2 separate regions of the Homo sapiens genome follow, and region 1 is linked to region 2. A link is an interaction called in ENCODE POLR2A ChIA-PET data of the cell type or tissue named here. Cell type or tissue: Panc1. All regions are shown on one strand. Each heading gives the region's core, and the rest is flanking DNA. Links, peaks and the distances in the headings are about the cores only. Region 1 overlaps KSR1 (kinase suppressor of ras 1). Region 2 overlaps LGALS9 (galectin 9).

Evidence for each region. Peaks named below come from ENCODE experiments on the same cell type or tissue, not always from the same donor. Only the 100,000 strongest peaks of a DNase experiment are listed, where the experiment ranks them.
Region 1: POLR2A ChIA-PET joins it to region 2 with 5 read pairs; 2 of 35 experiments call an interaction of 5 or more read pairs at or near these places.

The regions. Positions count from the first base shown.
Region 1 is chr17:27,571,007-27,586,721 of GRCh38, forward strand. KSR1 (kinase suppressor of ras 1) reads left to right here. Exons shown (of 21, transcript NM_001394583.1): 3 at 6,486-6,633; 4 at 11,640-12,099; 5 at 14,651-14,655. Among named protein-coding and RNA genes, the nearest start is that of LGALS9, 52 kb to the right of the region's middle. RefSeq lists an enhancer at 8,289-8,358. In Panc1, for the core only: no CTCF peak of the experiment used is centred there; no DNase peak of the experiment used is centred there; H3K27ac peaks cover 665 bases.
Region 2 is chr17:27,645,194-27,660,908 of GRCh38, forward strand. It overlaps LGALS9 (galectin 9), which reads left to right. Exons shown (of 11, transcript NM_009587.3): 6 at 121-156; 7 at 668-718; 8 at 1,354-1,395; 9 at 1,837-1,925; 10 at 2,077-2,239; 11 at 3,643-4,367. The coding sequence ends at 3,789. It also overlaps the pseudogene NOS2P1. Among named protein-coding and RNA genes, the nearest start is that of LGALS9, 22 kb to the left of the region's middle. In Panc1, for the core only: no CTCF peak of the experiment used is centred there; no DNase peak of the experiment used is centred there.

The sequences.
Region 1 (15,715 bases), core at 3,936-8,935, 71 kb before region 2:
AAGAGGGGCGGGGACTTGTCCGAGGTCAGGGGCATTGCGGGGACCCAGTCTGGCTCTTTGCTTCACTGTGTTGGCCTCTAGGGAATGGTGTTAAGAGGGGAGTTTGCCCTCAAGGAACCAACTGACTCTCCTGGGAGGGGGTTTTGTTTGCCTTGCTTCCCAGGGGTGGGGTAGTGAGGAGGCTGGGCCCGGAACTGGCCACAAGCAAAGCCAACATCCCCAGGCTTTCTGCTGATTTCTGTGGAAGCCCCTGGAGGCTGCCTGACCTGGGCTCTTGCCTCAGCCCTTCCTGTGCCTCCCAGAATATCTGACTGTTACTATCCAAGTCTCACTCCTCCCTCTCCATGAGCCCCAATGGTGGGTGCAGGTAGGAGAAACATCTGTCAGGTGCTCCCTTGCCAATTTGAGACATGTGGCTCCCAGCCTGGGCTGCCATAGAAACCTTCTCCACTTGCTCCTCTCTCTCTCTCTCCTTCCAGCCCCGCTGGGCTCTGGCCTCAGAGGGATGTGCAGGGTCCTATGTCACCACCCACAGGGCTCTAGGAGCCCACCTTTGGCCTCTCTGGTCTGACCAGTTCCTGGGGAAAGGTCTGGGGTTAAGGATCCCTTTCATCACCCATGCACACCAGTGATCCAGGTTCCACAGATGGACCTGTGTTCCAGCAGCACTGCCTGAGGCATGTTCTAGGGATGCAAAACTGAACAGAAACACAGAGCCTGGGTTTGCTTCTTGATCTTCCTTCAACCCAGCTTTCACCCGTGTTCTTGCGTGAAGTGCAGTGTGTTTGTATACGTGGCCGGTACAGCAGCGGTGCCGCCCCTGGCATTTTCCTGGTCCACCTGACTGGCCACAGGGAGTGTGGCGCCTCTCAGTGTCAGCAGGCCCAGGTTTCTAAGTATAGACCCCAGGCAGCCCCGTGGCTGCTAGTAAATCCCTGGATACCATTTGATACCTAACTGGCCCTGAGCTGCCGGCTTACCCAGCATGGCCTGTGACGCCAGCCTCTGCCAGCTGCTGGGGGAGGGGGTAGCACGTTGCCCAAACCCATCCTCACCCTCCACTGGAGAGAATGGAGACCAGCAGTCTCCTGCTAATGACATGACTGGATTGTCACAGACTGGGAGTGACCTCAGCACTCAACTGGCCCTGCTCTCCAATTATTATCAGAAAGAATAACTTAATCCCACCTACTGGAGAACATATCTCCTGGTTTGAGAGAGACAGGCAGAGGCAGGGAGCCAATGATCTCTGATGCTGTCACTCTGCTCCTCATTCCTGCATCCCCACCTGTGTGCACCCATGCTAACCCTGAGACTTGTCGGAGCTGGGACTGGGCATCTCTCAAGATGGATTGGGCATCTCCTATGATGGTCTGGGCATCCATGTCTTCCGTTTTTGGTTTGTAGTTCCATATTTTGTTCTTTAGACAGAAGCTGGGGTGGGCAGTAATTCCTTGGAGGCAGTACGGACTCCCAGCCGGGTTCTCCAGAACTTTGGGGTATGGGCAGAGAGAGGGGCCTTTTGCCCTTGGCTTTGAGACAACTTAGCATCTTCTGGGCACCTCCTGGCAGATGGGATGCCCTCCTGGGGCACTGGAGCCTCTCAGACCTGAGAAGGTTTCAGAGTGGCTTCACCTGCGAGTTCACCTTCAGCAGGTGGCAAAACTGATTCCCTAATTTGTTTTTGGTTTAGAGATGATCCAGGAAAGTTGTGAGTTACTCTGCTTTGAAAACATCTTCCTAAATCAGACTTGGCTGTGCCTGTCACTGTGGGTGGGCGAGTCACATCCATGTGTGAGGTTTCGGGGGTGCTGAGTTGCTTTGGGGCACTGTTGAGTCATGATACTGGGAGATATCAGGGCCCCTCGCAGGGGCCTTCACAGCCACGCGACCGTCCTGGTAGCTTTCCTTTCTTGATTAAGTTAACATTGGGTCTCAGAGTCAGTTGTAGAGTTGGGAGGTGGGGCACTTTGTTTCCAGGGTGGGCCCCTCACTGAGAAAGCCTGGTCCCCTGGAGTACTTGCTACTGGGCCTGCATCCTCCCCCGTTTGCCTACAGAAATAAAGTTTTAGATGTCACTCACTGATCAGATTAACCTTGGAAGGCATCAGATTCTTCCCATGGGGTCTCCGCGCTTAGGCCTGGAAGCCCCATGTTCCTCATGGACATAATTTGTTTTGTTTGCACAGATTTGAATTAGTTATCACCATGTAAAAGCCAGCCATTTAAAAATAAAAATTCAGATTTCTTTAAAACCAGAAGTTCTGGTGCCCCTCCATTGCCTGCCCCTTTCCCCAACACCAAGGGAGGAAAGCGGGGGTTTTCTGTTTAGCATTGCCATTGCTGCCGTTGGGTTTCTTGTTCAGTAAAAAGGCAGAGAAGTGTGTTAAATCAAGTTTAGCCTAGAGCTACCTCCTTAGATATTTTAAGTTCAGCCTAAAGGTTTTTCTGTATATCATGAACTATAACAAGTGGAGGTATAAAAACACTGTAGACTGCACTTGTGCCAATCAAATGTAGCCAACTGTTCGAATCTTGTTCAAATAAGGCAAAGGAGCTGTAACCAATCCAGCTGTTTCTGTACCTCACTTCTATTTTCTGAAAGTAGGTAGAAATTAATTTACTTCGAAAAAAATAATTTCCCCTGAAAGGTAGCTGCTGTATCCCAAGGCTTTGCCAGGTTAACAAGTGGACAGCATGGAATATTTGGAGGAGGTTTGGAATCGTGCGCACGTGGGTTTCAATTCTGCTCAGCCACTTGTTAAGCTGTGAAGTCTCTGAGCCTCAGTAAGATGGACTTAACTCCATCTACTTGCGGAGTTGATTAAAGATAAAATAATGTATACAAAGCCCTAGGCATATTGTTCTGGCAAATAGTTTGTAATAATAAATGTAGTTACTTTGAGAACTTGAAACTTGGTATGGGTGAGGAGGAGATGAATAAAAAGAAAGAAAAAGAATCCCTATTTGCATTATAGTTAGGTTGAAGATTGGGTTTCCTCAGCCTGGCTCCCTCCCCAGCCCCATTAAACATCTCTATCATCATCTGGGCAAACTGCTGAGTCATCACAGCCTTGGAGTATGTGGTGGAGAGACAAACTGAGGACACCCTTCCGGACAAGTAGAGGATTGCTTTGTTCAGATAAGGTGAAGGTTGCTCTTGTGCTTACCCTGACGGTATCGCCAAGGTGCTCTTAACAGTCAAATGAGGGCAAAGATATCCAAACCTCATTTCAGTGGAAGACAGGCTAAGGGAAAGAAAGCAAGACATGTTGATTGTATAGAAGCTTCTGCATGGCACCATTTGTCTAATCTGCCTCCCCTGCTGGTGCCGTTCTCATCAGTGGTTCCTGTGACACTTTAGTTTTATCTTCTGGAAGGCAACCAGGGTTTTGGCCAACCAGTGATGAGCTTCTTGGTACAGTTATGTGTCTGGCTTTATTTTGGTGTGATCATGCTAAGTGGTGATGTGATTCTTGCCTACAGCCCTGAAGATTGAAGAATATACTGAAAAGCTACAAAAGCATCTGCCGTCAGCGGGTACAGTAAAAAACAAACAAATACAGAAAGGCAGGCATCTAGCTCCAGCCTTGCTATGGGAGAGAGGGGTATGGGTTGGGCCTCATACCTTCAGGACTCAGCCAGTATCTTCATTAGGGTTAGTTTTGACGCTTGAGACAAGGAATTACAGCATGTAAATGGAATGACAATGAAATTAGTCCTTAAAAGTAAAATTAGACACAACTTGCTAAAAATCAGGATTGGCTTAGATTCTCAAGAACTGTGAGCTTTATAGCAGTCATTTGATGTGGAATGTCTGGCCTTCTCTGTTACAGAAAATCTGGAAAATATAGAAAGGGTTAAAGACAAAAAAAGGTCTGATCTGGTCCCATAGCTCTTTGAACTCTCTCTGCTCTAGTGCGCATCTTACTGCATTGTAGTTACCTGTTTAAATGTCTGTCACTCCTCCCACTGGGCTGTAGGCCACTTGAGACCAGAGGCATGTCCCATTGGTTTTTTATATTTGTCCCAGGTTTGGTATTGTTGCTGGATATAGGGGTCCCATTCTGGATCCCAAAAGAGGGTTCTTGAGTCTTGCACAAAAAAGAATCCTGGGTGAGTCCACAGAATAAAATGAAGGCAAGTTTATTAGAGAAGTGGAGAAACAAAAGAATAGCAACCCCGTAGGCAGAGCAGCCCTGAGGGCTGCTAGTTAGCTATTTTCATGGTTATTTCTTGACCATATGCTAAACTGGGGTAGATTATTTGTGAATTTTCTGGGAAAGGGGCAGGCAATTCCTGGAACTGAGGGCCCCTCCCCCTCTTTAGACCATATAGGGTAACTTCTGGGCATTGCCATGGCATTTGTAGACTGTCATGGTGCCGGTGGGAGTGTCTTTTAGCATGCTAATGCATTATAATGAGCATATAATGAGCAGTGAGGAAGACCAGAGGTCACTTGGGATACCATCTTGGTTTTGGTGGGTTTTGGCTGGCTTCTTTAGCTCATCCTGTTTTATCATGGGGTCTTTGTGACCTGTATCTTGTGACCTTCTCTCTCACCCTATGATTAAGAATGCCTGACTTCCTGGGGATGCAGCACAGCAGGTCTCACCCTCATTTTACCCAGCCCCTATTCAAGATGGAATGGCTCTGGTTCCAGTGCCTCTGACAGTGTCATGTGGCTCAAAGTAGTCAGAGCTGGAGAGGTTTCCTCCCTCCCTGATGAGAGGAAAGGGCACAAGTTTTGAAGTCCACTGAGCCTTGATTCTACCATTCATTCTTTGTATTTTCCATTGCTTCATAACAAATTTAGCAGCTTAACACACCACCCGCTTATCATCTCATGGTTCTCTAGGTGGAGGAATCCACTCAGGCTCTGCTTATATCCCTACTTGGGATCTCACAAGGCTGAGGTCAAGGTGTAGGCCAGGCCTTCCTCTTACCTGGAAGTTCTGGAGAAGAATCCACTTCACGTTCATTCAGGTTATTGGCAGAATCCATTTCCTTGTGGCTGGAGGTCTGAGGTCCTCATTCCCTCAATGGCTGTCAGCCAGGGGCTACTTTTTTTCCCAGAGGCCACCCCCATTCCCCTCCTCCTTCAAAGTCTGCTTTTCACGCTTCAGGTCTCTTGACTTCTCTGTTACCAGCTCAAGAGAACCCTTTGCTTTTAAAGGGCTCTTGTGATTGGATGAAGCCTACTTGGATAATTTCCCTTTTGCTGTATATAGTAATACCCCCTTTTCTGTAGGGGATATGTTCCAGGACCCTCAGTGGATGCCTGAAACCATGGATAGTACTGAATATATATATATATGATGTATACTGTGTTTTTTCCTATACATACATACCTCTGATAAAGTTAGTAAGTTGGGCACAGTAAGAGATTAATAATCAACAATAACAAAATAGAGCAATTATAACAATACACTATAATGAAAGTTACAGGAATGTGGTCTCTCTTCTCTCTCTCAAAATATCTTACTGTACTGTTCTCACCCCTCATCTTGTGATGCTGTGAGATGATAAAGTGCCTATGTGGGGAGAGGTCGTGGCAGTTGATCTGATAACCAAGATAGCTACTAAGTGACAAACAGGCCGGGAGTGGAGACAGTGTGGAGACGCTGGACAAAGGGACAATTCACGTCTCCGGTGGGATGGAGCTGGATGGCGCAAGATTTCATCACATTACTCAGAATGGTGCATAGTTTAAAACTATAAATTGTTTATTTCTGGAATGTTTCTGGCATTTTCCATTTAATAGTTTTAGGCTATGGTTGGCTGCTGGTAACTGAAACTGCAGATAAGAGGGAGACTTCTGTAATGTAACAAGATCAGGAGCAACACCAGGGGACAAAGGTCACAAGACCACCTTAAAATTCTGCCTGCCACTTTCTTCACCGTATGGCCTAGTGACCTCGTGCAGGTGACATAATCTCTCTGAGCCTCTTTCTTCATCTGTCAGGTGGGGCCAGTGAAAAGTTTTGATAGAAATCAGGTGAGGCAGTAAGTGCCTCTGCAGTGTTTGGTGAGGTTTTTTTGTTTTTTTTTTTTAAATCCTTCCTTTCTTGAGCCAGTTTGATTTGAAATCTCTCTTATCTGATTCAGATACAACAAAATTGTGAAGGGCCATCTTTGTCTGAAGTACTCGTCATTCTAAAAAGTTGTTATGACTCGCTGTTTTTTTTCTGTGCAGAGGAGTAAGAAGAAACAAGCTGGGCAACATGCCCTCGTCCAAACCTTTCTGGTCTTTACTTCCTCCCCTCACCCCCCACCGAGTCTGCTTCAGCTGCTGTCTCTGGGAGCCTGGAGGGTGGGGGCCAGGGAGCTCTGCTTGTGTCCCCAAGCACGTGGTGGCTCTGGTCAGAGGCCGGCCCAGCCAGCAGCTGGCCCCTGCCACTCAGCAGGAGGCCAGCCTGAGGCTGAGGGGCTCCCGGCCCAGCCGACTGCTCACCGCCTCTCTGCCTGTCCCTCTGTCCCCTTAGGAGATCCCCCGAGACCTCACGCTGGATGCCCTGCTGGAGATGAATGAGGCCAAGGTGAAGGAGACGCTGCGGCGCTGTGGGGCCAGCGGGGATGAGTGTGGCCGTCTGCAGTATGCCCTCACCTGCCTGCGGAAGGTGACAGGCCTGGGTACGTGGGGCCTGCCACCCTCTCCCTTGCCTGGCCTGGTGCCCTTGGGGCTGTGGCCTTCACTATGGTGGGTGATGGAGCGGGGCAAGCGTGGCCCAGGGTTTCTGGGGCAGCCTGGAAAGGCCAGGGTTGGATGTTCACAGCCTCCTGAGAAGCTCTCCCAGGGTCCTCAGGGCTCTGGATCCTGGTGGGTCTGGCCAGGCCGAATCTGAGGGGTTTCAGCCATGGTTAGAAATCCCAGGCCTGTCTGCTGGGCTGGGCTGGCCTGGCATGGTTTCCTCTCTGTTGAGGGCTCTGTGTACCCTCTGCCAGCTTCCCACATTCCAGCCCCCAGCCCTCTCCCCGTCTTCTCCTGTCCCCATTGCTGGCTGGGTTCTGTGCTCAGAAGGCACATGCTGATGTGGGCCTGAGCCAAGGGTGATTAGGGAAACTCTATGGCTCTTTAGCTGGGAGTGTGTACGTGGCTGTCCCAGGCAAAGTGTGTAATCCTGGCCTTGCCACGAGGTCCTTGGGAATTATTCACAGGCTTTCTAAATCTTGCGTCGGAAACAGCTTCAAATGCCTGACTTAATGGTCCCACTACCACATAGATAAGGCATTAAAATAAGCCTCATGAATGGAATCAGGCCTGGTTTTTAATTATCTGAGGCCCCTGTCTTATCTCCGTCTGCCTGAGGCTTAAGGAAGGCACCAAGGTTTATATTCTGCCTGGTTTTTTCTTCCCAGAGAGGATCGGGCTTAATTTCCTCTCTGCCCTCATTGTATCAAGTCCTCTGAACACGGCACAGTGTAGAAAGTTGCACTCAATTCAGAAAATCTTGACCTGCCAGGTCTCCCGGCAGATGCTGAAAATAAACACAACAGAAGTGTGGCTGGTGTTCTTGTTCTCACATATTACAGGAGACTGAGCTCAGAGAGGGAAAGGGCTTGGGTAAGGGCACACAGCAGTTGGTGGCTGAGCCAGAATTTGAACCTTGGGCCCTGATGGCGATTGGTTTGTCCCCATGCTTGCCACCCAAGCTGAGATCTTTGGGGTAATTTGTCAGCCCTTCTTTGCTTCCTCCTTATGCCTGGATTTTAAAGAATTGTGGAAGAGTCAGCTTTTAAGTGGTAGTGACCTATTTGTGTCATGCAGGCTGCTGTCTACCTGTCCTAGATGCCAAGAGAGGGAGATCACTAATTTATGCACCTACTGTGTGCCAGGCGTGTGACACACATATTGTGGCCACATCGTTGTAAGAGGTAGTGTTGAGCTCGCTTTGTAGCTGAGGCCTCTCTGACCACTGGAGGCGTTGGATGAGTCATCTGGGGCCCCACACCTGGCATGGAGCAGAGCTGGGCTTTGAACTCAGGTTTCTTGTTCAGAGGGTGCTTTTTCCAGCAGGCCTTAGAGGAGGCCCCTGAAGAAGAAGCATTTTCTGGGTTTCTTCTCTCTCATTTAGTCTCAGCTTGTGGTGCCTCTGCATCCCCAGCAGAGTCCTAGCCCCATCACAGTCCAGGACACCGGCCTTTCGTCTGCCCAGTGCTGGCTGCACTTCACGGGCACCTGCTGGGATCCGCTGGGTACCAGTGATCCCATTAGATTGTGCATCACAGCATCTTCATTGCATCCCCATGGGGCTTGGTGAGAGCAGTCTAGTCAGAGTACAGGTGGGCTATGGAATGAAACCACCTGGGCCCTGCCTGGGCCCAGCACTCTGCTCGGCCACTTAGAACCTGTGGGACCTTGGTGAGTTACTTCACCTCACTCTGCCTCAGTTTCCTCATCTGTAAAATGGCAGTGATAACGACACCTCTCTCAGGGTTGTTGTGAAAAGGAAATGAGTTAACGTAAAGTCCTTAGATCAGAGCCTGGCATGTATTAGATGTTCTTTTCAGTGTGAGGCCTATGAGGTGATAGAAAGTGTTGAAGTCATTTCCTTTGCAATCTCTGGTCTAAAGAAAGGTGAGTGAACAGCTGGGCATGGTGGCCCAGGCCTGTAATCCCAGCATTTGGGAGGCTGAGGCAGGCTGATTGCTTGAGTTCAGGAGTTCAAGCCCCCCCTGGGCAACATGGCAAAACCCTGTTTCTACAAAAAATACAAAAATTAGCCAAGAGTGGTTGTGTGTGCCTGTAATCCCAGCTACTCAGGAAGCTGAGGTGGGAGCATGGCTTGAACCTGGGAGATAGGGGTTGCAGTGAGCCAAGATCATACCACTGCACTCCAGCCTTGGTAACAGAGCCAGATGCTGTCTCACCAAAAAAAAAAAAAAAAAAAAAAAAAAAAAAAAAGTGAGTGAAGGATGGTTGTCTGTGCTGGTGAATAGGAGATGAACATTCCTGCTGATCCTCCCAATCCTTCACCCGAGGCAGATATCACTAACCCACAGATGTTTCTGTGTGACTGTAGTGTCATTCTCAAGCAGCCACTGCCAATCAGCTGGTGTCGGTGCACACATCAAGACCCACTGGCCATCCTCAAGTGGGCCTAGAGCAGTGGTGATTAAATAGGCAACTTGCAACTTTGGGGCTTGTTTCCTTTGGTGGCAAGCTTGCTCCCTTTGGTAGCAGGCTTACTCATAGATTCATGAAATTCATCCTTTCATCTGCTCAATAAGAAACCTGTTTGGTGCCTCCAGTAGGCCAGTCTATGAGCTACAGTGTCAGTCATGGCTGTAGCTCGTAAGGAGCAAGCGGTATGGGAGCACAGGGACTGAGCAACTCCTGTCTAGTCGGTTCCTGAATAGAAAGTCACTGCAGTCAGGTGGGAGGAAGGGTGTTTGAAGAGGGGATGGGATGTGCAAAGAAACTTATGAATTGGGAAGGCTAATTCATCCCCCCTATTCTTGAGAAGTGGCTTGACCACCTCTGATGGAGCTTGTTACCTCCCACAGCTGTTCCGCTCTAGGTTATTCAGAATCAGTAGCATTGTCGGGGGCAAGGTGGGGAGCACGGTGCTGAGATCGATGTTTTCAATTCCCATCCCACCACTTTCTTAGCTCTCTGGCCTTGGGCAGTGTCTGTGGCCTCCCTGAGTCACAGTGACCTCCACTGTACACTGGGGAGAAGAACAGATATTGCGGGAGGGAGGAGGGAGGCAGGGCTTGTGCAATACAGGTGCGTCAGTCCCTTCTCACAGGCTGTAAAGAAATACCTGAAACTGGATTGGTTATTTATTTATTTATGAGACGGCCTGGAGTGCAGTGGCGCGATCTTGGCTCACTGCAACCTCTGCCTCCCGGGTTCAAGCGATTCTTGTGCCTCAGCCTCCCAAGTAGCTGGGACTACCAGTATGCACCACCACACCTGGTTAATTTTTGTATTTTTAGTAGACACAGGGTTTTGCCATGTTGGCCAGGTTGGTCTCGAACTCCTGACCTGGTGATCTGCAGGACTGGATAATTTATATAAAAAAGAGGTTTACTTGGCTTATGGTTCTGCAGGCTCTCCAGGAAGCATAGCAGCTTCTGGTTCTGGAGAGGCATCGGGAAGGCTCCAGGCATAGCGGAAGGCAAGGGGGAGTGAGGCGTCCCACAGTGTAGGAGCAGGAGCAAAAGCAAGAGCGAGAGGGGGCAGGGAGGTGCCACACACTTTTAAACTCACTCTCTCGAGAACAGCACCAAGAGGATGGTGCCAAAACAGTCATGAGAAACCACGCCCATGATCCAGTCACCTCCCACCAGCCCCCACCTCCAACATTGGGATTACAATTCAATATGAGATTTAAAGTTCTTAGCAAGACATTCAAGGCCCTTCCTGATCTGGCCCCACTAGGCTGACCCCCCCAGCTTCATCCCTTGCCTCTCCCCAGCTTGTCCTTACCTCTGACAGCACACAGAACTCTTCGTAGTGACCAGAAGGTGCCGTATGCCCTTACCTTCCCATTATGCTGTTCCCTCTGCCTGGTGCTCCTTCTCCACCTTCTTCCATAGCTGGCTCATGTGGAGCTAGCTTCATAGGTGGCTCCCAGGTGCCACCTCCTCTGGGAAACCTTCCCTGGCACACTCCCTCTCTCCACCCCCACAGCTGATTTAAGGTCTGCTCTTCTGCAGAGCCCCCTGTCCTGGCACAGAGCATACATAGTGTGTTATGTGCCTGTCATGCCCATTCGACTCTACAAGCACAAGGATGGGTCTTTTTAGGCCTTTCCACCCAGCATCCAGCATGTGCTTGAATGGCTGTAGCTCAAACACTACAGAGCCACACAAGCCTCGGGGGCCTCAGGCACAGGATCATGGTAGGGGCAGCCCACAGTCACTCGAAGGCTGGTGTAGAAGGAAGTGGCTGTTGATCCCTTTCTTCCTGGATCTTTTTTCACAAGCCCCAGAGCACTTTGCTGTTGGATGCTCAGAATAGCCCCTCGTCCCAATGTTTGAATTTTCTTAAAGTGGAGTTTTTCCTTCCTTCACACACCCAGCTTCCCTTTCCTAACTCTTAAAGATTGGTCACCCCTTCGGTTTCTGAGGTCACCCCACTTTTGGGGTGGGTTTCCTGGATTGCTCCCCCAAGACCTGCCCATAAGAGCCCTGCACGAGCCAGTTCCTCTCTGGGCTGTGCTTCCTCCTCTGTAAAACAGAGATCCAGGTTGAGTATCCCCTATTTGAAATGCTTAGAACAAGAAGTGTTTTAGAGTCTGGGTTTTTTTAGATTTTGGAGCATTTGCAGTATGCCTACCTGTTCAGCATTCCCCATCCCCAAATCCAGAGTGCTCCCATGAGCATTTCCTGTGAGTGTCATGTCGGTGCTCAGAAATTCCCAAGTTTTGGAGCGTTTTGGATTTTGGATTTTCAGATTAGGGATGCTCAACCTGTGGTAGTATCTGCGCCGAGGGCCTCATGGTTGGCTAGATAATGTGTGCGCATGAGTGAGCGGCCTTTATAAACCAGGTAAAGGTTGGTAGTTGAAGCCTTCCCTTAAGAAACAGTGCAGCCTCACACCAGGTGTTGAACATCTCTGGCCCCTAGCCATCTCCCCTGTGAATTCCTTCCAGCCCTGACCATCTGTGACTCCACGTCTTGGTCCACAGGAGGGGAGCACAAGGAGGACTCCAGTTGGAGTTCATTGGATGCGCGGCGGGAAAGTGGCTCAGGGCCTTCCACGGACACCCTCTCAGCAGCCAGCCTGCCCTGGCCCCCAGGGAGCTCCCAGCTGGGCAGAGCAGGCAACAGCGCCCAGGGCCCACGCTCCATCTCCGTGTCAGCTCTGCCCGCCTCAGACTCCCCCACCCCCAGCTTCAGTGAGGGCCTCTCAGACACCTGTATTCCCCTGCACGCCAGCGGCCGGCTGACCCCCCGTGCCCTGCACAGCTTCATCACCCCGCCCACCACACCCCAGCTGCGACGGCACACCAAGCTGAAGCCACCACGGACGCCCCCCCCACCCAGCCGCAAGGTCTTCCAGCTGCTGCCCAGCTTCCCCACACTCACCCGGAGCAAGTCCCATGAGTCTCAGCTGGGGAACCGCATTGATGACGTCTCCTCGATGAGGTGAGTGCTCCTTCTGGGCAGCTACCAAAAGTGCCCTCTGTGGTTTTCTAATCATAAAGATATATGGAAGGACCAATAAAATCAACCCCTATAGACGTGTGTAAAGTCAAAAGTAAAAGGTGCCCCCATCTTTCAGTCCATTCCTCAGACTACTTTAGTGGTGTGGGCTGAATCCTTCTAGATTTGGTTTTGTATGTACACGTACATGCACATGACGTGATGCCACGTATGGGTCAGGGTAGGCCAGGTTACACAGAAATAACAGATATGCCCAAATCACCAGGTCTTAAAGGAACAAAGATTTGTTTCTTGCTCATGCCGCCTTGTCCATCTTGTCCATCATGGGTCAGCCTCCTTCCGGGCCCAGACTGTCTGAACATTGCTGGCCACGGTGGCAGAGGGAGAAGTGAGTTCCAGATGTCATGCCCTGGCAGCTGCGTACTCCTTCTTGGAAGTTCCACCCACCATTCCTGGCCCAACCTGAACAGGAGAATGAAACAGTGCTCTTTGCCCACACGCCCAGGAGGGGAGAACTGGAATATTTGGCAGAAACCACTAGTGACTGTCAGATACCATACCATCTACTCTGTCCCATGACTTGTTTTTTCAACTTCCCTTGGTATCTCTGAGAACATCATGTCAGTACATCTTGGAATGTTTTACTCTTTTGTTTAGTTTTTGACTTACAAATTTTTCTATCTATATATTTTGAACAAGTGAGACAGTCACATGGTCCAAAGCGCAGCAGCTCTGTGGCTTCTCAGGGTACGTGGTGAAAACTCTACCCCACCATTTTTATTCAGTCACAGGGTTCCCCTTTCAGGAGCCAACCAGGCTAGCAGTTTTGTGTATGTCTATAATTAATTAAACCCCATTTGTTTGACTTGTTCATATTATTTCGTTGTATAGTTTATCTTGTCCCTTCTTGATGGGCGTTAGATCATTGTCTTTTTTGTTACAAAGATTGCCCTTGTCAGTATACCCTTGGCAGCACAGAAAGAAAGGGAGTGTTTTCCTTGGGTGCCTCTTACCTTCTTGTACCCCTGAGGATTGGGGCACCTGGTTTCTCTCCTCGGCATGGGCACCCCTTTCCTACGCTTGATCTTAGCCAAAAGGCCGAGAAGCAATAAGGGCACCCTTTTTCTAGGGGGTTCCTTGGGCCCTGGTGTATCTTGGGCCTTGGAGTCATCTTTGGAACGGGCCTGATCCCCTCTCCCAGTGCATGCTGTTAGGGTCCTTTATGGGATGGAGCCTGGACAGCTCCGATGGGTTTGAGTATGCTGCCCAAGGAGGAGAGATCCAGGTGTCACCGACCCTGCTGCTCCCACTCGGGCTGTCCTGCTGGGGCCTGGGTCCCACCCAGAAGGGGCTGTAGAATGCAGTGATGATGGCCACACGAACATGGGTCAGTCAGAGGAGGCCTCACAGTGGGCTCAACCCAGTCCCTGTGTTTCTGTCTTCTCCCAAGAAGAGCATTAGGAAAGCTGTGGTCTCATTCCCATGCTAGAAGGTGGCAGGGACACAGCTTCAGGCAGATGACACAACTAGCCTCAAACTCCAGCCAGTGACTGAGCCTCAGACCCTGGGATTCTGAGTCCAGTCCCTGCAGAGCTACCAGAACCAGCACTGACGTGACGCTCAGGCCACCTCGCTGTTCTGGTGACCCCTGAGTGCTCTGCTTCCTCCAGCTCCATGTGTTCTCAGGGGCAGTGGCTGCCCCCTGGGGAGGCTCAGGGTGTGTCCCTGCCTGACTCTCCTTTCAGGGGCTACCTCTGCTCTGCACAGCTGTTATCTCTGCCCTCCTGTCCAGCCACACCCTTGCCAACTGATAGTTATTTTTTCTTTTTCTGAGAAGGAGTCTTGCTCTGCTGCCCAGGCTGGAGTGCAGTGGCGCAATCTCGGCTCACTGCAACCTCCACCTCCCGGATTCAAGCGATTCTCCTGCCTCAGCCTCCCGAGTAGCTGGGATTACAGGCATGTGCCACCACACCTGGCTAATTTTTGTATTTTTAATAGACACAAGGTTTCATCACCTTGGCCAGGCTGGTCTTGAATTCCTGACCTAGGTGATCCACTCGTGTCAGCCTCTCAAAGTTCTGGGATTACAGGCATGAGCCACCAGGCCTGGTCTCTCCAGCTGACTGACCCCTTTTCTTGCCTGGCTCTGGGCCAGGCTCTCCCACTGTGAGCCATGTGACCTACTGAGCCTCCTGAGGCTCAGTTTTCTTGACTGTGAAATGGGCTGAACTCTAATTACCATGCTTGGTTGCTGGCGAGGCTTACGTAAGCTAATGTATTAAAGTGCACAGCACTGAGTTTAGATGTCCCCTGGGGAGGCCTGGGGAATGCCCTTCTAGTCCTTTCCATTGAGGAAATGTCCCCACAGAGATTGCAGGGGTTCCCAGAGTCAATCAGCCAGTCTGGCCTCAAGCCAGGCCTCAGAGTCCTACGTCCCAGCCCCTTGCCTGCTCCCGCCCAAGGGTAGTGTTCTAGGAACACGCCGAGCCAGCGTGGTGACGTAATCCCCCTCTCTGCTTTTTGTCTCCTCCAGGTTTGGTAAGAGAGATTCATTTCCATCCCCTCTACCACCTGGGAGTCGTGTGTGCGTTGCTGTCCCCATCGGGGGTGGACCTCTTTGACCCACCTCTTAGCCCGTTCAGCCTCTCCATAGTCCAGAAGCAGAGGTGCTGGTGACCACCTCAGGAAATAGCCCTAAGACAGGTGGCCTTAAAGTGACTGGCTGGCTTCAGCCCAGCTGGTGGCTGCTCTCTGAGAATCAGAGACCTTGAGCACATCTCAGCCCACAGGCAGCCCCATGAAGAGCCCTGTCTCCACCTTGCCCTTCCCCACCGAGACTCTCCAGCAGGGACTCTGGCCTGCTGGGCTGCCACGGTAAAGCAGCACCCCTGGGAAGGCGGTGCCATCTGCCTGATTTCGCTAGACTTTAGCCATCTCCAGAACCCCACCTGATGTCCTGGGATCCCACTCTTCAGGAAAGGGACATTCCTGGAGGCAGAAATGTAGCGCAGCTCTGAATGAGGCCCCAAAAGATGGGAGATGCAGAAGCCCCTTTGGGAGGAGAGGACACCTGGGCAACCCTTGACCCCCTTTCCCACCCCCACCTCCAGGTTGGGAGCACGTTCCTGCACGTGGCTATGCTGTGGGGCCTCTCTCATGAGTCAGAGCGGAGGGAGACAGCTGTGCCTCTGGAGTCTGCTTTTAATTGTCTGGAAATGCAGAGATGTCTGGTTTTTGCCTGAGCAAAATAGGAGTTTATTTTTGTACTATCCCGAGCTGGCTAAGGAGAGTCACGTAGCTGTGGGCGGGGTCTTGGGGATGAGGAGGGGTACAGCAGGCAGGGACTATGCTGAAGTGGAGCTGGCTGTAGGAACCCCAGGGAGGCACAGGGGGAGCATGAAGAGGAGCTACACTTCCCTCCCTTAGTGCCCGGGCAGAAACTCCCAGGGCCCTTCACAGAACCTTGGAGGAACATTCAACACCCCCATCTCTAGGACAGCCCCAGCCTTGTCATCCTCCAATTGCTGTGGTAACACGGGGACTGGAGCAGTGAGATTATTAGGCCTTCAGGGCCAGTGTCTCCATGCAGATCAGATGG
Region 2 (15,715 bases), core at 860-5,859:
GGTGGGTGTGTCCGGGGAGGCATTTCTGAGCACAAGAGCCTCCCTGGAGTTTTGCCACCATCTCCTCCCATTCTGTGGTGCCCGCGATAACCACCATTCTGACTCTCCTCACCCCTCCAGCCTCCCGGCGTGTGGCCTGCCAACCCGGCTCCCATTGTAAGTCTCTTGCTTTCTTTTTGGATCGTCCTCATTTTGGCTTTTCTGGGCTCATGGAGGAGGCAGGGCCAGGCATTGGGCCTCTCCCATTGGGAGTGGGGAGGGCACAGACCAGACCCTTGACCATCTGCCCGGCCTGGTGAGGTTGGGGGTTGGATGTGGGGGTTGGATGAAACAACCTGAGTTGCCACCCCGTGGGCAGCCACGGAAGACCATGCCCCACATTCACTTCTGTCACCTGCAAAGGGAGGCTAGGCTGAGAGACGTTTCCCCGAGAGGAAAGATGGGCCAGAGCCACCAGCGTCCCCATCTGTCTTCTCCAGGGTTCTAACCTTTGCCCCTCGCTCATCCCCTTGAGAGAAGAGACACCTGGGCCCACCCTCTGTGGGGTCTGTGGGGCCATTGGGCTTGTTACGCCCCCTGGAGGGTGCCTGCCGTGTGGCGCCCTCTGGTGGGAGCTGGTGGTTTTCACACGTGAGAGCCTGGGTGAGACCTGGTTTCTTTCTTCCAGACCCAGACAGTCATCCACACAGTGCAGAGCGCCCCTGGACAGATGTTCTCTGTAAGTCTACAAGTTCTGGTCAGTTCACAGCTGCACAGTGTCCTCCTTCACCAAAAACTAAACTCCCTAGAGCCCTAGAGTCGGGAAGAAAGCGGTTTAGCAAGGAGGATGGGGACACTAGGGGCTGAGTGCTTGGCTCAGGTGACATGTGGCTAAAGCTGTCCTTGGGACAGCAGAGATTCTGGAAGAAGCAGGGTTTATCCAGTGGTGGAAGAGACAAGTCCCCTAGAGACCGGGAGGGAAACTGGTCCATCTGTCACCAAGTGGGGAGTACAGTGGCCCCAGCACCCGGATGTGAGGTTCCTGGCCCTGCATCCTGGGTCCCCAGGATGTCACTATTGATCACAGGCTTAAGCTCTTCTCCTGATGGTGCAAATGAGGCAGGGGGGCTTAGAATTAGTGGGGCTGCCTGCGGAGGGGTTGAGGGGCAGGTGACCGTGGTGTGGTCTGGGAACACGGCAGGAAGTTCCAGGAAGGCTAACATGAAAAGGGAGGTAGACGGGCGAGTCCAAGGGCCAAAGGCTCACGAGGTCAGCCTCACAGTGGAGTCCTCTCTAGAACGCGTGGGTGCGCCTGGGTGAGTGCTCGCGCACCCATGTGCTCTCCCATTGAATTTCCTGGTTTCTTTTCAACAGACTCCCGCCATCCCACCTATGATGTACCCCCACCCCGCCTATGTAAGTGGTTTCTCAGGGAGGGCAGAGGTTCTGTTTGTGGTGGGCAGGCTGGGGGTGAAGGGCCGCTGTGGGGGGATCCACTGGCCTTGAAAAATTAAAAGCAGTCATTTGTTAAGCTGAAGGGCTTCAAAGCATCCCAGCGAATTAGAAGGCTGTGGAGAGGAGCTTTCAACCTTAAAACTGTCGTGTCAATATGAGCACATTGCATGTCCCTCCCTTTTCACCCCACGAAACGAGTCTTTTTGTGTTTGGCCAAAGTTCCTTTCATGACACTAATCTAAGCCCATTAATTTGAGGAGCACTGGAAAGTTTTCCTTTGGCTTTTATGGAACCAAGTAAAGATATCATGGGCTTCTTCTCAGCTGACAGCCCAAATTCATGGGAACTGGTACAATCTTCCCCTTCCGCGTGGTGGCTGACCTGTCCCCCTTCTTCCGACAGCCGATGCCTTTCATCACCACCATTCTGGGAGGGCTGTACCCATCCAAGTCCATCCTCCTGTCAGGCACTGTCCTGCCCAGTGCTCAGAGGTAAGCCAAGGGCTCCAGTGACCTCTGGGAAGAGAGAGCCCTTCAAGGTCAGTCCAGCCATTCCCCTGGCTTCAGGAAGGCTACTGATGATGGGGAGGAAATGGGACTCAGAATTCGGTGGATAAAGGTTCAGGTGGGCTGCCCACCCCAGGTTCCACATCAACCTGTGCTCTGGGAACCACATCGCCTTCCACCTGAACCCCCGTTTTGATGAGAATGCTGTGGTCCGCAACACCCAGATCGACAACTCCTGGGGGTCTGAGGAGCGAAGTCTGCCCCGAAAAATGCCCTTCGTCCGTGGCCAGAGCTTCTCAGTAAGGCACCGCAGTCTGGAGCTTGGAGAGGCTCCCATGGGTGCACAGGGGGAGGGGGTAAAGGAGGTTTGAGGTACCTTGAACAGTATGGGGGCTGATTCCTCTGGGATGAAGGCCCAAAAGAAGAGAAGGTGGCCAACAAATTATTATTATTATTACTGTCCCGCATGAAGGAAGTGCTGGGATCTGCTTTTTCAGATGAGGAAACAAACTCACAAGTGCAGGTTACTTGCTTGTGGTCACACAGTCAGTAAGTGTCAAATCAGACCCAAGAAGGAGGTGTTATTCATTTCTTCATTTACTCAACAACCATTTTCTTGTCGCCTGCTTTGCGCAGGAAGCACCCCACATGCTGGGGGCACAGTCATGAAGCACACAGACAGGGTCCTGCCTCCAGGGAGTTTATAATTTAGGTGGGGAAAGAACAAGGAAAGTAAAGCATGGACAGATTGTCACAGATAACGACAGTGCCACGCACAAAGCAAAACAGAGCGATGAGATAGAGCGAGCCTGGGAGGGGCAGCTAGGGCCAACGTGCAGAGGCACGGGTGTGGCCTGTCCAGGAACAGCAGGCAGGCGTGCTCCACCCTGACTACATATTCAAATCACCCAGAGAGCTTACAAAGGAAATATCAGTGCTGGGACCCCAGCCCAGGCCAATGAGGCAGTCAGCTGGGCATTCGTATTTTAAAAATATGCCTTAAGTGATTATACTCTGCAGTCAGAGTTGAAAATGACTGATGTAGGGCTTTGCAGCCATGGAAAGGAGCTTGGATTTTAACACAGTGAAAAGCCTCAGGAGTGTTTCAAGCCAGGGAGCAACATACTTTGATTTGTAGACAGCTGTGTGACCTCGGACAAGTGACTTAATTATTCTGTGCTTCAGTTTCCTCATCTACAAAATGGAGCTAATAATCATGAATTTCCTAGAGTTGTAAGAATGGAATGAGACAGTATCTGTAGTATGCTTAGGACAGTGCCTGGCAGGTGGCATGTGTGATAGGAGTGTTAGCTATTGCAAAGGGAAGGAGGTTTTAACATTTGTACCCTGACTGCTTCGTGGAGAAGGCATTGGGGTGGAAAAGACAAGTTAGGAGACTGATGCTGCAGGAGCCCAGGCCCAGAGCACTCCTGTGTGCTGGGCCTGAGGGATACAGACGGCACAGGCCAGTGCTCCTGTCCCTGATGGGGTGGGAACAGTATTCTAGACCAGGGAACAGTACAGGGGAAAGAGCACGCACAGCCTGTTTAGTGAAGAGCCGTCGTTCAGTGGGGATAGAGTGCAGGTGAGGGGCTTATTAACAACTGAGGAGGGAGGGAGGGTGGGAGGGAGGGAGAGAGGAGGCTGCAGTGAGGGTGGAGGACTTCCCAAGTGTAGTGCAAACGGCATGATCTCTGCACAGGTGTGGATCTTGTGTGAAGCTCACTGCCTCAAGGTGGCCGTGGATGGTCAGCACCTGTTTGAATACTACCATCGCCTGAGGAACCTGCCCACCATCAACAGACTGGAAGTGGGGGGCGACATCCAGCTGACCCATGTGCAGACATAGGCGGCTTCCTGGCCCTGGGGCCGGGGGCTGGGGTGTGGGGCAGTCTGGGTCCTCTCATCATCCCCACTTCCCAGGCCCAGCCTTTCCAACCCTGCCTGGGATCTGGGCTTTAATGCAGAGGCCATGTCCTTGTCTGGTCCTGCTTCTGGCTACAGCCACCCTGGAACGGAGAAGGCAGCTGACGGGGATTGCCTTCCTCAGCCGCAGCAGCACCTGGGGCTCCAGCTGCTGGAATCCTACCATCCCAGGAGGCAGGCACAGCCAGGGAGAGGGGAGGAGTGGGCAGTGAAGATGAAGCCCCATGCTCAGTCCCCTCCCATCCCCCACGCAGCTCCACCCCAGTCCCAAGCCACCAGCTGTCTGCTCCTGGTGGGAGGTGGCCTCCTCAGCCCCTCCTCTCTGACCTTTAACCTCACTCTCACCTTGCACCGTGCACCAACCCTTCACCCCTCCTGGAAAGCAGGCCTGATGGCTTCCCACTGGCCTCCACCACCTGACCAGAGTGTTCTCTTCAGAGGACTGGCTCCTTTCCCAGTGTCCTTAAAATAAAGAAATGAAAATGCTTGTTGGCACATTCATGTGGGTTGACCATGGCTTCTTTAATTCATTTGGAGACATTTTGGAGTCTGTGGAATCGGGCGGGGGTGCTGCTGAGAGGAGTGGGATGGGAAAGCATGGACTCCCTTTGGGCAGGGGGTCCTGACCTCACACCTCCTCCCAGAGGGTCTCTTGCAAATCCCACGAGGGTGTTGGAGAAAGCAGGCTGGGGCTCTAGCCTTTTGGGCAGGAGTCTCGGACACAGGAAGGGTGGTAATGGGGGACACCAGGAAACAGCCCCATGCCTCCGAGATGGGAGAGGGGCTGGGGCAGAGCCTGTGAGGGCCACAGCAGGGTCAGAGCTGCCTCCTCAGACCTGGCGTCCCAGTGGGAGGAGGTGGCTTGGGGAGGGGGGTCAGGAGAAGCTGATCCGAAGCACCGTCTGGGTGTGTGTTCCATTGTGGGTCTCCCCGGCATTAGGGGTTAGGGCTTGCGTGGGAAAAGTGGCTCAGTGTTCATGTGTGGGGTTCTGCCAGCCACTGGGCCACTGCCCAACAGCCCAGCTCCGCGTCCACGTGATGCCAACACATCCTGCTTGGCTCAGCAAGAATCCAGTTCCTCAGGCCCCAGTGTAGTCCTCGGAGCTGGCAGCACCAGCAGCAACTGGGAGCTTGTTGGAAACGCGGCATCCCGCGCACCGCCCCCCTGCCCCGTGACACACACACATACCTACCTGAGAGATCAGAGCCTTCGTTTTCACAACACCCCAGGTGAGACACACACATTAAAGCTGAGAAGCCGGCTGGGCATGGTGGCTCACGCCTGTAATCCCAGCACTTTGGGAGGCCGAGACAGGCAGATCATCTGAGGTCTGGAGTTTGTGACCAGTCTGGCTAACATGACAAAACCCCGTCTCTACTAAAAATAATAATAATTTAAAAAAAGTAGCCGGGTGTGGTGGCGGGCACCTGTAATCCCAGCTACTCGGGAGGCTGAGGGGGGAGAATCGCTTGAACCCAGGAGGCAGATGTTGCATTGAGCCAATAATGCGCCATTGCACTCCAGCCTGGGTGACAAGAGTGAAATTCCGTCTCAAAATTAAAAACAAAACAAAACAACAACAACAACAAAAACACAAACCTGAGAAGCCCCGGTCCGGGAGCGGACTCCTGGCTGTGTTGCTGAGATGCACGGCTGTCGCGCAGGGCACAGAGCTTTTCTGGAGCCTGAGGTTGACACTACACCTTCTCCTGCCACCTGAGACTCTGCTGCTAGAAGAGGGAGGGGAGAGAGAGGGGCGAAGTCGGCTAGGGCGGCCAGGAGGCAGACACCAAACCCGAGCTGGGAGCCGTGTGTTGCTAGGACCCCAGCGTCCCCTGCTGAGCTCCTTCCTTGGTTCTGACCAGGAGAAGGAAATGGGGCTCAGTCTCTTAAGAAGCCTTCCTTGGCCAGCTCCAAACCCGGGAGGGTCCCCAATCCCTCAGACGAGGATGCTGTGGCCCACACTTGCCTCGACATGTTGCCTTCCCAGGGACCACATCCGTATGAGACAAACTCACATGGGACAGGTGGCCCCAGAGCAAAACGCTAAGACAGTGTCTAAGAAGAAGCTCAAGGCCTTCCCAGAAGCGCTGGCCTCATGTGAGAATCCCACCCACGCCAGACCCCGTTTCAGATCCTTTGTGAGGGAGGCAGGCCTGTGCCCCCTGCCCTACCACAGGTCTTTGGACAAGCAACGAAGCTCCATCTTCTGCTGTCACACCTGGCAGCCATTTCAGAGGAGCCATGGCCTGCCTGGGTTGTCCCTCTGTGGGGGATCTGTCCAGGCTGCGACACCCACCAGCTCCCCACTCTGTATAACTGAGGGCCACATTCCCTACAAAACAGCCCCCAACCCCCCTCCCCCGCCACACACACATACAGTGTGATTAAAGTAAAATGCAATTCATGTAAATATCTCCATCAAGGAATCATACAGGGAAGACCCAAGTGGCCGTTGGGAACAGACTGGGTGTTAGTTTTTTAAATACAGAGGCATAAATAACTGTACACAAGGCAGTTAAATACACAGTGGTGTGACAGCACCTCCTGGTGGTCACTTGAAGTGGTGCACTCAGCAGCGGGTTCCATCTTTCACCCACTTGCCAGGCCTGGCGTTGAAGATTTCGTCTCCAAGGGACCAGGAAGGCCCCAGCTTGAGAGAGGAGGCTCTGATCAATCCAGGGTGCTACTTGGTAGGAGGTCAAGTAAAGGGCTTGATGGGGAATGAAGTGAAAAAATAAGATGTGAGGCTGGGGGATATCACTTTCCTCCATCTCCCCAGGCCCTGTGACCTCGGATAATGCAGAGCTGGCTCCGTGGTTAAGTTCTGTGCCGGCAGCTTTAACCCCTCCTACGGGCCGTCAGAGCGCTGACATCTCCAGGCTCCTGGGCTGCACTGCCGCCTTGTCTGCTTGTAGGGAAATACAGCACCAAAGATATCTTCGTGATAGCACTTCTGGCTCTTTTAGGTGGAAACAGAGACCAAAGTGTCAAGTCCAGGCTGGGATGAGCCCCCGGGGTTGCCCAGCTTCCCTATCACATGGACCTCCATGAGCCATCTGTCTTCCCAACTGTCATACTAAGATTGTGCTTGAATCTGGTTTAGACTCTAACGGCCCTCAGCACCTGCTCTGGTGCGGGCCCTCTAACCATCTCCAAAGCTTTACTTAGCATACCCATTTCCTGCCCAGCACTCATCCCCCACCCAAGATACTCCAGGAGGTGTGAGCTCTGAGATAAATATGTTTGGGAAATGCCACATCCTTTCTTTCCTTCCAGCCTTGAAGGGTCCTGATGAGCAGCAGCATGCTGAAGGCTTCCAGAAGTCTTGTAGTAAAGCAACGTGTTTGCCTTGCCTTAACTAAGCATGTCCCAGGCTATTCGACCTTGGAACCTTTTTGATGCCAACTGTCTACCGACCCATTCAACGCATTTGGGGAAATGCCTGTTATCTCCTCACTGTTCTTCAAACACACCAGCTTAACTCCCACCCCCGGGGCCTTTGTACCTGCTGCCCCTCCAGAACAGCCCAGAGTGTTTCCTTCAGTATCCACAGGGCTCCTCCTCACCATCTCAGGTTTATTCTCAGATGCCGCCTTCCAGCTCCGCCTTCCCTGGCCACCCTATTTAAAATTACACTCCCCAGCGTTCTCTGGGCTGTTTCCTGCTGTTTTTCTCTGAAGCACTACAGCTCTTCCTTGTTTGGGTTTGTCAGCCCCAGTAGAATGTAAAGAATTTTTGCCTGATTCATTTACTGCTCTATCCCTAGCACATAGTAGGTGCTCAAAAAATGTTTGGTTGAACGTACGAATGTGTCTTAGGGAGAGTATGGAAGTGACAATCACAGGCTTTGGTACCACAGAGAGGCAGACTGAGCTCTAGGCTTTCATATTCACTGCTGTGGTCCCCGTAGGCCCCCTTCCCTCTGCAAAATGGGGTGCCTCCCTCACAAAATCCTCGGCAGCACTGAACAAAATGTCACAGCAGAATCTTTGGCAAGTAGTATGCCCAGTGTAAGCCCTTGATAAATATCACTATTATCTTCATCAATAAAATGCAAGCCCTTCCTGCTGGGGGGATGAGGGTGAGCAGACGCCAGCCTGGGTGTAAATAAGAAGTGTGAGGTTCACACGAGGCTGACAAGGGGCAGCCTTGCTCTCCCCTGTGTTCACAGCCTTGCTTTGGCCACACAGATACTTTCTGAAAGGGGGGTTTGGGGAGAGGCCAGGGAGACTCTCCTGCCCCCATTCTACAGATGGAAAAATGGAACACATTCCCCCGACTTCTCAAAGCTGCCAACTGGTCCAGGATGTGCAGTAGGGCCTTCTGACAGCCCACCCAGCTCAGATCTCAGCCACTGCTAAGATTCTCTTGGGGCCCAGAACTTTTCTGGGCCTGACTCCCCTGGGTCTACCTGCCACCCCTGGTCCTGGCTCCAACGGCCTGTGCCCTTGGCCGGCACCTTCAGCCCACACACCCACTACTATACCTTGAGCTGAAAGAAATAGTCCTCGACCTGCTCCTCATTCAATTTCAGCTTGGCAGCCACCAGCTGCTTCAGGGTGTGGGCCACATCCCAGGCCATGCGCATATCCCAGCAAACATAGAGGTGGCCTGGCTCCTCGTGGAGTACACGGAGCACCTTGCTGGCCAGCTGCTGCTGCAGGATGTCCTGAACATCGACCTGAAACCAGAGGAAGTGGTGGGTTCAGTCCCCAGCTGCTGGGGACAAGGCTTGCAGGCAGGCCTGCTGTCCTCAGGGAAGTGGGGAGAGGGCACTAAGGGGTGAGGAGTGAGTCCCCTCCCAGCCAGGACCTTGCATGGGGCCAGGCTTAGGATGAGGCGCACAGATGCCCCTGGGGCTGGGCTGGGATTAGAGAGATAAATGCTGGACACAGTCCTGCCCTCGAGGGGCTGACCATCCAGTGGGGATCCCAGACTGTCTCTGAATTTGCCATGCCTCAAAGAAGCATCAGTGAAGCCAGTCCCCCTGCCCAGGGCTCTGTCTATACTCTGGAAAAGGTAGCCTCTCAATGCAGACTGTCCATCAGGTCCCTGCAGGGTACGGATCCCGGGCTTCGCAGTTAGAAGGTCCAGGAGTCAGTCGGGGACTCTCTGCTCCTGCTCCACACAGGATGCCCAGTGGCCCCAGCACTGGGCACAGAGCACTGGACCCGAGAGGTGCCCTGATGGGACAAATGTGTGAGGACCGAGAGTCTGTTCTGACACCTCCGGCTCAGGAGACAACGCGGCCCTGGGGGCAGCAGAGCCTGTCTGAGGGCCGTGGTGGAAGCGTTGGCCGCCCTCCAGTCTTGCTGGGCTTGACACAGCCAGCCTGGATCACCTCTCCCTGGGCAGTCGCATGTCCCAGGGGTCCTGCTGGGGACCTTCAGCAGGCTAAGCTCTGGGCTTAACCCGCGTGTGACCTAGGTTAGTCCTGAACCTCTCCGGGCCTGTCGCTTATGCTGTATGAGAGGGTGTAACGCTCTTCATAGCATCACTCTGATGGTTGTGAACTACCTGCATTTTAGAGCTCAAGAGCTGAAGTCTCAGGGAGGCGAGGGGCCCGTGGGGACCCAGGGCTCATACTGAAGCCTGTGTGTGTAATGGCTTCACCAGCTTTTAGGCTGCATTTACCTTAGCTTGCCAGGCAGGAGGGAATAGGCGTGTGCACCGCATGCAGCACCCGCTTCCGGGTCATCTCTAGCATCTCCTCCCGGTAGGTGGCGGTCCTCATCTGGGCGGCGGCACCAGAAGACCAGGGTCCTGCGGCCTTCCAGCACTACTGCCGGGAGTCCCGGGCTGTTGTTATCATGTTGGCCACCAGAGGGCGCAACGGCTCCAAGCCCAACTGGAATTCTCACTTAACTCCCACAAGTATCCTAGCTAGTTAATAGCATTATCCCCACTTTACAGATGAGGAAACTGAGGCCCAGGGCATTCAGATCACTCATCCATAGTCACACAACTGAAAATGCAGATGCGGGATTCCCTCAGCCCATCGGAGCTCAAAAGCAAGGACTTTCCCATTATCCCCACTACCAGGAGAGGGAGCCCCGGCTCCGGTGCCGGAGACGTGAAGGCGGCCATTCTAACCCACAAAGGCCCGCACAGGGAGGCAAACTTGGGAGATCTTCCCTCCAGAGAGGTCCAGGAACCGTTCGTGGGGCTGCGGTTCTGATTCTAGGCAGGCGCTGCCCCTGGTGCCCCTGCCACCTGGGAAGCCTCCAGCCTTACCCTTCCGCTGGGAGTCATGGAGCCGCTGCTGCCAGAAACTGTGGAAGGGAGCGATACCTGTGCCAGGCCTGACAAGGATGCGAGGATGGGAGGGATCCTCGGGGAGGTGGAAGCCGCTGACACGGAAGAGGACAGGAGAAGAGGGGGCCAGTCCTCAGACACCCCAGGCCCACGCACACACAGGATGGCTGGGGAGCTGGGCCTGTGGGGGGTGGTCGTGAGGAGATGGAGAGGACAAGAAGCTCCTATTTGATTTCCCATGTCCTGCAGGCTGCTTCACTTCTGTCCAGGCACCAGCACCTCCCCCAGGTCCTTCTGAAAAAGGGCCATGCTCACTGGACTCTGGGCCCCTCCAGCACTGTTGTCATCGTTGTCCCTGCTAGAGACAGGCACACCAGTGTGACCCCAGTGTCTTCTTTATGGGCCACGGGGCCCCCGAGTGGCACCTAAACCCCAGATCCCTCCCTTTCCTCCCGGAACCCCCAGGGGTCGGCGGTCCCACAGGGGACAGAGTGGAAGGGGTGCTTACTTCCGCACAAAGCAGGGCACTGGGTTTTGAGGCTTCAGTTGTTGAGCCATGTGCTGCAGACGCCGTGGTGCAGGGGACCCTGGCCATCTGCTACGATACCACAAAGTGACCAATGTCCCCTACTGCCCATGTGCAAACTGTACCAGCTGCTCCGCCCACACCACGGCCTCCTTGGACGCCCCCACTCAGGCACTCTCAGGACTCAATGAGCAGCTGTTTGTTCTGGTTCTGAGATCCACCCTCTGTAAGCGCGGAGCTGAGGAACGTTGAAAGGGACTTAGAGAGGTTGCAGGTTGTCCCGTCTGCCCAAGCAGAAACTGAGTTCCGGAGTGGAAAAGTGACTTGGAGAAGGTCACTCAGGTCGCGGTGGAATCAGGTGGACAGCTCAGCTTCCCTGACTCCTACTCCAGTGCTCCTTCCAAAGACTTTCTCCGGGAACACTCCCAGCTCACCACTGAGCTCCACTGACAGCAGCATGAAGTGGCCCCTCAGGGTGGCTACTGCTGTGCGTGCTCATGAGCGTGGCCCTTGCTGGTAGCAACCCTGGGTGGTGGATGAGTTCCGCGCATTTCAGCCTGCTCTGGCACCTTGCTTTCCTCCTCAGTGGGCCCTCCCGGGCTTGTAGAAACCCAGGAGGTTTCTCTGGGTTCTGTTCCCCTTACAATGGCCCAGCACTTGAAGGAGGCCTCCAACCAACTGCAGAGGTCCCCCTGGTTTTCCTCGGGATTAAATTTTGCTCTCACAAGACATGTAGGCCTCTCCTCTCCTGGTCTGGGTGGCTGTTCTCTAGCAGGGCAAACAGAGTCTCTGGCCAGTTTTTAGAAACTGTGTTTGTGCTTCCTAGAGGACAGAGGACTCAGAAGTGTGGGCAGCTCCCAGCTTTGCCCACCCAGGCAACGCTCAGTTACAGAGGGCAGGGCAGGGGGCAGCGGCCAGTGGTGGAGCCGAGACCACCTGGACGAGATGTTGGCCTCCCGCTCTATGGCAGCATCACCCCGCCCCCTGCCACCCCGGCCCACTTTGCTTCCCTCAGTGACCCTGACCTTTCCTTCTTGGCTTCAGCACAATGAGAATAATCTAATTATTTCTATGCCTATCTCTCCACTGCCGCCTCTAGATGCTCCCTGAGGGCAGGGCTGATGTCTGCTGTATTTCCACACCCACCCCAGTGCCAGGCATGAGGAGGTGTGAGATAAACCATCACTGAATGAGCTGAGTAAGTGAATGAACAATCAATGCAGAATCTCCCTTGTGTTCAGGCTGCACGACCAGGAAGACTAAGAACCACTGGCCTCCCACCAAGCATTGGGTGCTCTCCACGTCTGATCTCATTAAATTGTCCCAAGAGTAGTGGAACAGTGGGGTGGTGGAGGACTTGGACTTAGCAGTTAGACTAATCAGGTCTGAATCTCTGCTCTCCACTTACTAACAGTGTGACTTTCTGTGCCACCTGTAAAATGCACACAGGGCCTACCCCACAATGTAACTGATCATATACATACAGAAGGCTTGGTTTAGTGCCTGGTTCCTACAGATCTCTCCCACACGCCTCCTATTACGGTTAACAACTCTGGGTGGTGGGTGTTCCCTCCCTCCTTGAACTGATGAGGGAGCTGAGGCTGAGTTGATGAACAGATGCCCAATAAGGGGCAGACTGCGGCTGTTCCAGATCCTCCTCCCTGGGCTCACCTCGGGTGTGGTACATGAGCACGGTCACAGTCAGGTGGATCTCCATGGGCATGTGATCCCAGGAGGAGCTGATGGAGTAGAACCTGGGATTCAGAATGGGGAGCTGGGAGAGCAGGAAGCTAGCAGACACCCACAGGGACAGAAACTCCTCCAGCACCTCCAGGAACGTGAGGCTGTTGGTGAACTTCCACTTGCTGTACTCTGAGAGTAAGTGGAGGGTGATGTGAGCGACTCAGGGCACCTGCCCCACTTTGGGGGAAAAGGCTTTCACAACCTAGTAGTCATTCATTCATTCACTCACTCACTCAACAAACAAGTCCATGTGCCAGGCACTGTCCAGGGTGCTGAGACTACCGAGCTTGAGAAGAAATAGTTCCTGTCCTGGAGGAACTCAGTCCAGTACATTTATCTAACTTATGTGACCTCCTCCACTGTCGGCAACTCGTGGGCAGGGGTCAAATTTTTGTTGCAATTTAATTTGGGGCAAGGCTTTGGAACCAATCAGACCTGGGTTTAAATCTTGGCTGGGTGTCCTCACTAGCTGTGGAATCTCATCCCAATTACTTAACCTTTGTGAAACAAGGATAGTATTGCCTGCCTTGTGGGGATGTTATGGGAATTAAATGAGAAAGCATGTGCCAAGTTAGTACATTGCAGCCACAAAATAATGGTGGTGGAGGTAGTTGGAATCGAGATAATTAGCTATAATGATGACAATAATAATGACAACCAGTGCCTTTTGCAGACTTGGAACCAGACAGTTGCAGGTGAGCTAATGCATTCTCTCATTAACTTATTAATTCAGCTCTCCATCTGTCACTCTGCCCATTATGCCCATTTATCCATTCATCCACACCATCCATCCCCCAATACATCTTAAGTGACAAGTTTATTCCAGTTTTGGGGAAAGCAAAGACGGATAAGGGCGGCTCCCCTTTCTAGCTAATGTTCAAGGCAGTGCACTCTGGTTGCATCCTGCAGACACTTGGAAAAATTCAGTTCACTCAACACAACTGTGTCCTAGACATGGGCCAGCGGACGATGCCTGGCTTCCCACCAGCCTTTGACAAGTCTCACTTTGGGAACCTGGTGTGGATCCCTCTTGAAAGTTAAAACCAGCTCTGGACTCTGGCTCCCCACATGCTGGGACCCCCCACATACCCCCACTGCCCACCAGCCCTGATCTTCACCTGGCACAGGGCCTCCAGCCTCGTCTCTCAGGCTTTTCTGTGGCCACCTGGGCCAGCTTTTGGAGCAGCAGCTGGGTGGGGGTGTGGTGATGTCCAGGAAGTAGGTGAGGGCCTGGCTGAGTGAGCAGGGGGGCAGCCTCTTGTCACTGACCCAGTAGCTGCCTGGATGGGGAAGGAAGGTGTCAGGATGGAAAAGAGGCCCCATTCAGGATTCTCAGTAGGTAGCGAGGCCCCCAGGCAGACACCCTCTATTCTCCAGCTGCAGGGGAAAGGAGGCTCTAAAGACCTGGCTCTAAGAGCAAAAGGCAGGAAGAAGGTGGCGCATGGAGAAAGGACTGCCAGGGAAGGCTGATCACCAGCCCCCAAAGGGGCAGTAAGTTGGCGTGGTCCTGATAAACTAACCACGTCCTTTTCTGGCCCAGACCTGAACTTTAGCAAGACACTCACCGGTGATCTACAGACTCACAATGACTAAATCCACCAAAGACTAATGGATACCTCACAGGCCAGTTGTTCACTTGGAGAAAAGCCCATGACTGCAGTCCCTTGGGTGCTGTACCAAGAGGTGCTGGGTGAGCAGAAGATGAGCTCAAAGGGAACTCCCAGGGGGCAGCATGCAGGGCAGTCACAGCACAGACCCTGGGGCTGGAAGACATGGGTTCAAACCCTGGCTCTCCACTTCCGAGGTGACTAAAGCCTCTGGGCCTTGGGTTCCCTCCCTGTGAAACAGATCTGATAGCACAACCTATCTTGCTGGGTTGGCATGAGCGCTGAATGAAATTGCGCACATATAGTTGGTGCTGTGGCCAGGTGTGGTGGCTCACACCTGTAATCCTAGCACTTTGGGAGGCTGAGGCGGGTGGATCACGAGGTCAGGCATTCAAGACCAGCCTGGCTAACATAGGAAACCCTGTCTCTACTAATAATACAAAAATTAGCTGGGCGTGGTAGTGGGCACCTGTAATCCCAGCTACTTGGGAGGCTGAGGCAGGAGAATCACTTGAATCTGGGAGGCAGAGGTTGCAGTGAGCCGAGATCATGTCACTGCACTGCAGCCTGGGCGACAGTGTAAGACTGTGTCAAAAAAAAAAAGTTGGTGCTGTGCCTGGTAAACATGTTCCCTAAATATTAGGTAAAAATATGAGTATGACGTTATTTCCTCTGACCAGGGTCCTGATGAACCACATCCATCACCCTGCAGTCACAAGGACATGTGTCTCCTCGTCCTCACTTTCTCCTAGATGGTGGCGGACACTGCCAGGCTCTGCCTCTCTGATCCCACTTTTTTTTTTTTTTTTTTGAGATGGAGTCTTTGTCACCCAGGCTGGAGTGCAGTGGAGCAATCTCAGCTCATTGCAACCTCCTCTCCCCGGCTTCAAGCGATTCTCGTGCCTCAGCCTCCCGAGGGGCTGGGATTACAGGTGTGCACCACCATGCCCAACTAATTTATTTTGTATTTTTAGTAAAGATGGGGTTTCACCATGTTGGCCAGGCTGGTCTTGAATTCTTGACCTCAAATGATCCACCCGTTTTGGCTTCCCAAAATACTGGGAATACAGGCGTGAACCACCACGCTCAGCTGATCCCACTTTCTGACTTTGGCCACTGCATTGAGGGGGATACACTGGTGGTGTCATTATCACTGGGGAAACTAAGGCCAGGGAGCCATGCCTGTGGCTGGGACTGTTTCCACAGCTGCTTTCACATAAGATTTTGGCAGCCCACCCTCTCAGCAGGAAGGACAGGGATGACTGTCACTGGCAGGCCCAGGCTCAGCCCCTCAGCCAGATGGGGTGGCCAGAGGATGCCAGGCAGCACTGGCTCCCTGGCCCAGGGCTCACTGCTCTCATCCAGAGCCTCCAGGTGCCCTGTCTGGTGGGGTGTGGGGCCATCCACCACTCGCTCCAGCATGCCTTGGACCAGGGCCAGCTGGTTGCCTGGGCAAACCCCAAGGTGCTCCCTTGGCAGGTAGTTCAGGCCTTGGCCCTCCTCACAAGAGAATTCCACCAGGATGGTGGTGTGGCTGGGTAAGGAAATAGAAGCCTCAGGTGGGCCGGGCGCCATGGCTCATGCCTGTAATCCTAGCACTTTGGGAGGCCAAGGTGGGTGGATCACCTGAGGTCAGGAGTTCAAAACCAGACTGGCCAACATGGTGAAAGCCCTTCTCTACTAAAAATACAAAAATTAGCTGGGCGTGGTGGCA